Regions from separate parts of the Homo sapiens genome. Here region 1 is linked to region 2. Evidence: chromatin contacts called from ENCODE Hi-C or POLR2A ChIA-PET data. All regions are on one chromosome and are shown on one strand. The core of a region is the stretch at or near the end of the contact, and the rest is flanking DNA. Distances in the headings are between cores, read along the strand shown.

Region 1 (5,217 bases), core at 38-2,537, 40 kb after region 2:
GGTAAGATCAAAGCAGATCCCTGGACAGACAGCAAAGTGAAGGGGAGAAGCTCCACATCTGGAACTGGGGGTAAGACTATTGCTTGATAGAGCACCTTGACCTGGGGCAATGTGGAGGGGACACCCTGGCTACGGAATCTGGGGTACACAGGAGGAAAATGAGGTCCAAAGAGGTAATTAAGCACCTCGTTCCACATCAGGAAGCTGGGCAGGGGCCCAGCAGAGACTAAAACCTAGACTTTCTGCGTCTCAGTCAGGCCCCTTTCCCTCCCTCACCAAGACAAAGCTGTGATTTCAAGCATTTTATGATCTTGGAATAAAGGAACACTGCCATGATTAATGGGAAGTTCCTGCCTTCTTATCCCATTTTGTGTTCTTATCTCCATCTGCCAAGAAGACACCCAAAGCTCTAACTATCGTTCGGTTGTAAGGAATGTTTAGAATTGAAGAGCTGCTTTGACACAATTAAAAGCTTCCAGAAGGCTGTTACGGCACCAATTATTTACTTAGCGATAGCGAGCTATTTAAATTTCATTATGGAGTAGAAAATAGGGAGATAAGAACAAAATATGGTCAGGCTGACTGTGACCTCAAAACCTCTGCTCCTTTTGCTCATAAAAGATAGCAGAAGCAGAACATTCTGATTCAAGGATCATTTTGCGAAACTGCATTCTCTTAAACAGAATTGTTTCTTAATCTCTTCGTGGGCTGCTAATGGGCCGTTTATCAGGGTGTTCCAAGGCAAAGTGAATCCGGAAGAAATAGGGCTACTGACTTTGGGACGAGTCTCCCTGTGTTGCAGGTGGTTGGACAATGACTCAGTGACTTCCACTTTAAGCTAAATAAGATTCACTATTGTAAAGTCATAGACATGCATCCCAAAGCAAACGGAGGAATGAACATGCTCTCCATTTTCCTGACTGTTTTCTAGACATCATTTTAATTGTTGAAACTCTCCTTTTTCTCCTCTGGTTCCCATTCCAGGTTGTTTTCTGTAGTTATGTTAACCATAACATTTCCAATGACACAACTTCTCATTTTGTTCTTTGCATAGGGAGCAGGGAGGGGCACTAGGGTATGGCAGGGTGGAGGATGTGGTTTGGGGCATTGTCAAAAGGAGCACTTACCTGATGTGTGTATATATTATCTATTTAAGTGAGGTATAATTTACATACAGTAAAACCCACTCTTCTTAGAGTATACTTTTATGAGTTTTGACATGTAAATTCAGCTGTATGACTACCACCGAAATCAAGGTATAGAACAGGTCCGTCACTCTAAAGTGTTCTCTTCTGCTTCTTTGTTGTCAATTCCTCTCTTCTACCTCCAACCCCTGGCAACCTAGTGGCTCAGTTTCTTGTCTCCATGGTTCTGCCTTTTCCAGGAAGTCATATACAAGGAATCACACAATGTGTAGTCTTTTGAGTCTGGATTTACTCACTCAGCATAACGCATTTGAGGTTCATCCATGTGGTGGTATGTTTGTTGCTTTGTTGTTGTTGTATGTTTGTTGTCATTTGTTGTTTTGTGTTGCCGAGCAGGGTTCTGTTGTATACTGCAGTATGTTTTGCTCTTCACCAGTTAAAGGACATGGGGATTTTTTCCAGTTCTTGGCAATTATAAATAAAGCTGCTTTAAACATTCATATACAGGTTTTTGTGTGGCTCTATGCTTTCATTTCTTTCTTTTTTTTTTTTTTTGAGACAGAATCTTGCTCTGTCACCCAGGCTGGAGTGCAGTGGTGTGATGTCAGCTCACTGCAAGCTCTGCCTCCCAGGTTCACACCATTCTCCTGCCTCAGCCTCCCGAGTAGCTGGGACTACAGGTGCCCACTGCCATGCCTGGCTAATTTTTTGTATTTTTTAGTAGAGACGGGGTTTCACCGTGTTAGCCAGGATGGTCTTGATCTCCTGACCTCGTGATCTGCCCGCCTTGGCCTCCCAAAGTGCTGAGATTACAGGCATGAGCCACCGCGCCCGGCCATGTTTTCATTTCTTTTGAGTAAATATCTAGGAGTGGTATTGTTTGGTCATGTGGTAAGTTTATGTATAACTTTATAAGAACGTCATGTTTAATTTCACAAGAAATTTATTTATGTTTGTCTTTCTAAATAATATATGAATTTGATTTTGTTTTTAGTTTTTTACAAGGGTATCATGCTGAGGTAATCTTTTAGTAATTAACATTTTTTTCACTTAGAATCATGATGTTAAGATTTATCCATATTGTGACATAGTTTATTCATTCCTCTCTCTTCTTGATGGGCATTTGGTTGTTTCCAGGATTTTGTTATTGTTTTGTTTTACTACTGACAGTCTTATATATGTCTCTTGTATTAGTTATCTATGTCTGCATAAGAATATAACCCTTTTTTTTTTTTAAGTAGAGACAGGATTTCACCATGTTGGCCAGGCTGGTCTTGAACTCCTGACCTCAAGTGATCCACCCACTTCGGCCTCCCAAAGTGTTGGAATTACAGGTGTGAGCCACTGCACTTGGCCAATATAACCCAACACTTAGTTACTTAGATAACATACATTTGTTACCTCACAGTTTCTGTGAGTCAGGAGTCTGGGCAGGGCTTAGCTTGGTCCTCTGCTTCAAGTCCTCACAAGTCTGCAGTCAAAGTGTTGGCCAGGGCTGTGCTCTAATCTCAAGGCTTGACTGGGGAAGATTCACTTTCAAGTGCATGTGGTTGTTGGCAGGATTCGGGTTCTTGCAGTTTGCCAGGCCAGGGCTTCATTTTCTTGCTGGCTGTCGGCAGAGGGCACCCTCAGTTTCTTGTCATGTGGGCCTCCCCAGAGTGATCACCTGCTTCATTAAAACCGGCAAGGGAGAGGGTCTGCAGGCATGACAAACATTATATTCTTAGGTAAAATAATCACAAGACATATCATCCATCAACATGACCATATTCTCTTGGTTAGAAGCAATTCACCAGTCTTGCCCACAGTCAAAGGAAGGAGATTGCACGTATAAATACCAGAAGGAAGGGATAGTTGGTGATCATTTTAGATTCTATCTGCCTCAATTGCTACACATGTGTATGATTTTCTCTGTGCTTATACCTGGGAGCAAATTGCTGTGTCCAAGGGCATTCTTTTCTTAATAATGCTCTTTACTTAAAGGCTATGTTTTGTGGAATGAATATAGCTAGGTCAGCTTTCTTCTGATTAATATTTATGTACTATGTCTTTTTCCATTCTTTTGCTTTCAGTCTTTGCATATCTGTATGTTTGAGGTACGTTTTTTTGTAAATAGCATGTGTCAAAATTTTACAAATGAATCTAATCTGTCACACCTTATGTTTTAAGTGGTGAGCTCAATCCATCTACCTTTATTATAATAAATTACATACATGGACCAATTTTTATCATTCTGACTTGTTATTTCAGCTGTGCTACTTTTTCAATGCTTTCTTCTATTTTTCTTACTTTTATTTTTAATAATATATTTTTATCTCCCTAATTCTTCTTAATGAAGTAAAAATCTAAGATTCCTGGCTCCCTCCCCTGCCCTGTTATGTTGATATAACCTAGGCTTCTAATTCTGCGTTGTTACAGATATATTTTCTCCTTTTCATTGGTCTTAGCTTGCTTTTTGCTTTTTAAGCAATAAGAGTTTATCAAGGTGTTTGATCACCGTTGTTCCACAAATCTCTTGCAGTCTCCTGGATTTTTCTCTCTCATACATAGTACTTTAGCCAAAACAGTTTACAATGCACATCTTTCTGCAGCAAATCTTCTATGCCTGAGAATATTTTTATTTGACCTTAATATTTGAATGACAGTTTGGTTGACTATAAAATAATAGGTTCTAAATTCTATTTCCTTCAATTCTGTCAAAACGTTACTCCATTTTTTTTTTGCATCCAATATCGTTGATGCCAATCTGATTCTCGTTCTTTTGTATGTGGTCTCCTCTTTTTATGACAGCTTTTAGAACTTTTTTTTGTTTTATAAAAATCTTAAGTTTTATTATAGTATACCTAGGTATGAGTTTTTCCTTTATTTCTCTCTCATGTGTGTGTGTGTTTGTGTGTATTCTGCTCTCACTTTCTCTCTCTATAGATGTGGCAGAATAATTGATCTTTGTTATGTCCTCAAATCTTCTTCCCCTCTATTTTTTTTCTTTTTTAAATAGAACTCCTACTGTCTGGATGTTAGTACCTCTGCATCTGTTCTCCTTATCTCTTAGCTTTTCTTTTTATTAGTATATTGTCTATTTCCTTGTCCTTTTCATCTACCTTCTGATATATGTTTTTTCAATCTGATATACCAAATCACTAATTTGTTCTTCAGTAGCATCAATTCTGCTCTTTATTTGTATTTTTATATTTTTATTACTAGTATTTCTGCTTGATTCTCTTTATATATTTTTTTGCTTCTTATTAATTTTCCTTCTATCTTTTAATATATTTACCAGGATGATTAAAAATACTTGATCCATCTGTCCTAATATTTCTGCTTCTGTTGGAATTTGTCATCCAGGAGGCCCTCTTCCTTTAGAGATGTCTGTGCTCCTCAAATGTCCTGTTATTTTGTTTTGTGTGCTCATTTTTTCCCTAGGGCACTGACTCCACAGGCAGTACAAGTTGAGAAAGGCAGGTCCAGGCGTGTTAGCTCCAGTGAACTCAGGGGATGGGGCTAGATGAGCCCCAGGGTGGAGAGCTCTGAAAATTATATTCCGTTGCTCCTTATCTCACAAAATAAGCTTTTAGCTCAGGCCTTCATCTTTTGTCCCTCAGAGAGAAGCAGATTTGCAGGAGACAGTCAGAATTCAGTGGTTTTAAATCTTGGCTGCACATTCAAATGACCTGGGAAGCCTCTACAAATCTGGATGCCTGGGTCATGCTCCAGAGCAATTTCAATGGAATCTCTAGAGGTGGAATCCAAGTACTTTCAAGCTCCCCACATGATTTGTATCTTCAGCCAAGTTTGAGGCCCACCATCAAGACCAGATTGTCACTTTCCAGCCCTGGGAGTTTGAAGGGGAAGAGACATAGAAATAACTTCCAGATTATTTCTTCTGAGGATCCTCAGTTTCTTCTGAGGATATCTGAGCTTGGCAGGTGAGGTGCAGGCACTGTTTGCCCCAAGGAGATATGGGGTTGGTGAGAGCAGAATTCCACCAGTTTTTCTATTTTCTCTTCCCACAACCCTGCTGGGCTGCTTCCTGCCTTGGGACAAAGCCACCACTTCACAACCTCATTTGAAA
Region 2 (5,219 bases), core at 1,801-4,300:
CACTGCAACCTCCACCTCCTGGGTTCAAGTAATTCTTCTGCCTCAGCCTCCCAAGTAGCTGGGGCTATAGGCGAGCGCCACCACACCCGGCTAATTTTTGTATTTTTAGTAGAGATAGGGTTTCACCATATTGGCCAGGCTGGTCTCGAACTCCTGACCTCGTGATCCGCCTGCCTTGGCCTCCCAAAGTGCTGGGATTACAGGCGTGAGCCACGGCGCCTGGCCAGCAGGCACCTCTTATGCTTGCTTTGAAAATATACTTATGAGGTTAGTGCCCATCTTCCTGTCTTATGATTCGAATCCTTTCCTTCTTTCTTCCCTAATTCCTGTTCTTTTTCTCTCATGACCCCTGGCTACCCATTAGCCTTTGGAAAAATTCTATTATGTTTGCCTGTTTGTTTTTTTCTTTTTAATGTATATGTTACCAGAAAGGGGTCCCAATCCAGACCCCAAGAGAAGGATCTTGGATCTCACACAACAAAGAATTTCAGGCGAATCCACAGAGTAAAGTGAAAGCAAGTTTGTAAGAAAGTAAAAGAATAAAAGAATGGCTACTCCATAGACAAAGCAGACCCGAGGGCTGCTGGCTGGCTATTTTTATGGTTACTTCTTGATCATATGCTAAACAAGGGGTGGATTATTCATGAGTTTTCTGGGAAAGGCGGGGGGTGGGAGGATTTCCTAGAACTAAGGATTCCTTTCCTTTTAGACCATATAGGGTAACTTCCAGAGTTTGCCATGGCATTTATAAGCTGTCATGGTGCTGGTGGGAGTGTCTTTTAGCATGCTTATGTATAAGTAGTGTACAATGAGCAGTGATGATGACCAGAGGCCACTTTTGTCACCATCTTGATTTTGGCAGGTTTTGTCCAGCTTCTTTACTGCATCCTGTTTTATCAGTAGGGTTTTTGTGACCTGTATCTTGTGATAATGGTCCTGCCAACCTCCTGTCTTTTTTTTTTTTTTTTTTTGAGACGGAGTCTTGCACTGTTGTCCAGACTACTGGAGTGCAGTGGCGCAATCTCGGCTCACTGCAAGCTCCGCCTCCTGGGTTCATGCCATTCTCTTGCCTCAGCCTCCCGAGTAGCTGGGACTACAGGCGCCCGCCACCATGCCCAGCTAATTTTTTGTACTTTTAGTAGAGACGAGGTTTCACCGTGTTAGCCAGGATGGTCTCGATCTTCTGACCTCGTGATCCGCCCACCTCGGCTTTCCAAAGTGCTGGGGTTACAGGTGTGAGCCACCGCGCCCGGCGTAACCTCCTATCTCATCCTGTGACTAAGATTACCTAACCTCTTGGGAATGCAGCCCAGCAGGTCTCAGCCTCATTTCACCCAGCCACTGTTCAAAATGGAGTCACTCTGGTTCGAATGCCTCTGATGTGTACAAATCTATTGTGCTCATTGAAGCTTGCCTTTTTATACACTTCTTGGCTCAGAGAAATACTTTTTTTGGAGGCAGCAAATGTAGCAGAAAGAACAGGCAATTCTGAAGCAAGAAGAGTGATATGGTTAGGCTTTGTGTCCCCACCTAAATCTCATCTTGAATTGCAAACCCCGTCATCCTCACAGGTCAAGAGAGAGACCAGGTGGAGGTAATTAAACCACGGAGTGGTTTCCCCCATGCTGTTCTCGTGACAGGGAGTGAGTTCTCACGAGATCTGATGGTTTCATAAGGGGCTCTTCCCCCTTCATTCGGCCCTTCTTCCTCCCACCTTGTGAAGAAGGTGCCTTGCTTCCCCCTCACCTTCTGCCGTGATTGTAAATTTCCAGAGGCCTCCCCAGCCATGCTGCACGGTGAGTCAATTAAACCTCCTTCCTTTATAAATTACTCATTCTCGGGAAGTTCTTTATAGCAGTATGAAAACAGACTAATACAAAGAGTTTTCTGTGTTAACTCCCGGCACCGTCACTCACTGTTGTGACCTTGGGCAAGTTGCTTAAGCTCTCTGTGTCTGTTTCTTAATCTGTACAGTGGGTATGATATTAATACCTATCTCATAGGTATTTTTTTTTTTTGGTCTTAAATGATTCATGGGAAAAGTATGATGTATGCTGAGAAGCAGCACAAAGACATTTCATGTGTGCGGACCTCATGTACGTGGACCATGTGGAAGGCAGCTTTAGTCCTGACTGCAGAAAAGCGATGTTCACATGCGCGTTGGGAACTGGCCTGCGCACCCAGATTCCCAGATCCAGGAAAGCCCTTCATTTCCAGTGCTTTCCATCCTCGCTCCAGCGGCAGATGTTAGAAGCTGACTGAGATGTTTTCTGGATTAATTGCCCCCAAACATTCAGGGTTTTATGTTTTAGAATGTCTGAACAGGTTGGAATTTGAATCTCCCTTCTGCCACTCCTTGTCTTATTTTGGAAATGAACTTAAAGTCACATTTTTGAGATTCCGACTATGTGACGCATTGAGCTATTTGGAGCGTTGGTTTGCGGCTGTTTCTAAGCCTGGACTCTTGACACGGCTTTGCCTGCAGCTCTGGACTCTCCCTCAGGCTCCAGGGCTCCCTGTGCCCTTGCGGTGCTCCGGCCTCTTGGCTTCTGAGTTAGATTGGGCATCTCTCAGATTCCTTGGCTACTGAGTCTGTACATCCCATGACTCCCGTCCTCCCTCTCCTTCCACAAGCCGGTCGGTGACCACGCAGCCTTCTAGGTGGTCCAAACTTTCTGGAGCTTTCCACTGGGAAGATCCTAATAGCCCTAATCCCTCCTTTAACATCAAGCAGAGCTGCCCTCAATCTTTTAATAGAAGCAGGTGAACTCCGACTAGATTTTTTGTGCACTAGTGAGGCTTGCTGTGTTTACTGGTATATAGGATACATTCCCCGCTTTTCCCAAATGATGGATTATATATGCAAAATAAAATTTTATACTTTATATATGAATAATGTATATGTTACAACATAAGATATATTACGTATTACATAATACTATACACATAACATATATCAAATATATGGCATTGTACGATATCTAATCGTTTATTATATACACAAGTTTTCTTGTCAGTCTTACGCTTTGGTATCAGGCACAGCTGGAAGGCTGAGAAAGAGGTAAAATAATGGGGCATGCTACCCCCTAGTGGCAGAAGATGGCAACATACATTTTGCAAATGTGAGCGCTTTTCATCCCCTTATCAAAAAACAAAACAAAAACCAGAGACCACACAGATGAATATGGAATTTGAGTAACTCCCCTATGTTATGAATTTAAGTATTTTTTCACTGCAACTCATATTCCTAAATACCAAGATATTTCTTTTTAGCTCTGTGATTTTATTCTTGTTTTTAGGGATACTAGACTGTGTATCAAAACCGTACTATTTTTTAATGGAGTCACAATCCTGTGTACTATATTTATAGGAATAAAATATTTCCCTTACAGCTTAGTCTTTATTTTTCCAAAAAACTTTCTGAAAAATTGAGATGTATCTGATATCCCCGCGCATTTCACATGTTGGCAAACATGGCATTTTACTGCCTCTGGTGCACAAAAAGCCCTTGAGCGCTCACCTAATGCTTCTGTGAAGTCAAGGGTTCCGAGCACGCTGACTCCATGTTGCTAGGGAGCCTCTCTAGGAGGCCAGCAGGCCGCTGGGCGGCCCCGACTGGGATCTGCTGTGGTATGTGGCCCTCTTTGCTAGTGCAGGAGCTTCCTCCGGTCACTTTACCTGCATTCCTTTGAGCCTGGGGCCCAGGCGGGGGACCCTAGCAAGAGGCTTACTTACGTGGTCCCCTGATACCAGGCATGGGAATGGTAGCACTTGCTGATTGTGTGGGTCTCTGGCCACAATGGAAATATTTAACACACAACACCTTAGAGTGGAGGTGGGCAGATTTTTCTCTGAAAAGGACCAGAAAGTAAATATTTGATTAAATTAATTAATCAATTTATTTAGAGACAGAGTCTGGCTTTGTTGCCCAGGCTGGAGTGCAGTGGTGCAATCTTGGCTCACTGCAACCTCCACCTCCCAAGCAATTCTGCTGCCTCAACCTCCCAAGTAGTTGGGACTACAGGCGTGCGCCAGCACTCCTGGCCAATTTTTGATTTTTAGTAGAGATGGGATTTCTCCATGTTGGCCAGGCTGGTCTCGAACTCCTGACCTCAGGTGATCCGCCCACCAGGGCCTCCCAAAGTGCTGGGATTAGAGGCGTGAGTCACCATGCCCTGTTTAGAAAGTAAATATTTTAGACTTGTGGCTCAATACAGTCTCTGTCGCAGCTCCTCAGTTCTGTTGTCTTGGTGCAAAAGCGAAAGGATGTGACTGTGTTCCAATAAAATTTCATGAACATGAATATAATTTTCATGTGTCTTGAAATAGTACTCTCCTTTTGAGTTTTTTCAACCGCTTTGAAATGGAAAATCATTCTTAACTTGCTGACAGTATAAAAACAGACAACAGGCTGGAAGTGGCCCGAGGGCCATCGTTTGCTGACCCTCGTCTGAGTATCCCGTTATTCCTTTCTAGCTATGGCAGTCTTTTCTAACAGTCACAAACAGCTGAATTCACGACTCTATTCTATCCAGTTTCCTGGATAAAACATAGTTCATAACCGGTTAAAATTTCTGGTCAATTCCAAACAGGCGCATATTTATTTAGATGTTTAGAACTGCTCTGTGGAGCCCAGCCCTTTATTTCCTCCAAAGAATTTGTTGATCTACTGAAAATTTTCTTTCAAAAACAACCTTATGGATGTGTTTTGTAAAAGTCTCATTTAGAACCTTTGGGGCCTCACTCAGTCACCCCTGAATCCTCATCTTTTCATGTACACACCTCTGTCCGTTTTCTCCTCTTTTCTTCCTAATTAGCTGCCTGTATAATTAAACCTTTCCTCATTTAGAGGTTCTGAGCCCTCACTGATACACTAATCACCCTGTGGCCCTCCTGTTGCCTCGTCTATTTCCTTTTGAGATGGAGGGCCCAGCACTGAACGGCAGTCAAGGTCGGGCCGCCCGCATTTGTATTACACACTAGTTCGCCATTACCATGGTGTTCGCTCCTTAATACAGACTAATAGCTCATTCTCCTTCATGACCTCCAGTGAGCACTGTGCAGCCATATTCAGTGCTGGCTTTGTGATAATTTCAAGATTTTTTTCTTTAGGAAGTTATAACTAATTCAGGGCCCATCAACGATCATAAATAGTTTAAATTGCTCTTTCGAGTGTGAACTGCCTCCCATGGGCCATTTAATTTACTGAATGTCCCCTG

What was found. Hi-C counts contacts between places; a loop is a spot of excess contacts on that map. ChIA-PET counts read pairs that join two places held with the same protein, here RNA polymerase II (POLR2A).
Region 1: a loop to region 2 is called in a map of gastrocnemius medialis, with 2.4 times the contacts of the local background. The contact joins the promoter of LINC02832 here to the enhancer-like site in region 2. A Hi-C loop is called at or near these places in 2 of 168 maps with a recorded cell type or tissue (gastrocnemius medialis and mammary epithelial cell). POLR2A ChIA-PET finds 5 or more read pairs at or near these places in 5 of 52 experiments (CD8-positive, alpha-beta memory T cell, HEK293, MCF 10A and 2 more).

The regions. Positions count from the first base shown.
Region 1 is chr2:219,728,706-219,733,922 of GRCh38, forward strand. LINC02832 (long intergenic non-protein coding RNA 2832) reads left to right here and starts at 1,288. Exons shown (of 2, transcript NR_185880.1): 1 at 1,288-1,476.
Region 2 is chr2:219,686,786-219,692,004 of GRCh38, forward strand. No RefSeq gene overlaps it. Among named protein-coding and RNA genes, the nearest start is that of LINC02832, 41 kb to the right of the region's middle. RefSeq lists enhancers at 946-1,509, 1,190-2,389, 1,510-2,073. Within about 2 kb of position 3,051, at least 11 of the 41 ENCODE cell types and tissues checked have a DNase peak (open chromatin) inside an H3K27ac peak, as active enhancers do; they include mammary epithelial cell, where a contact is called at or near this core.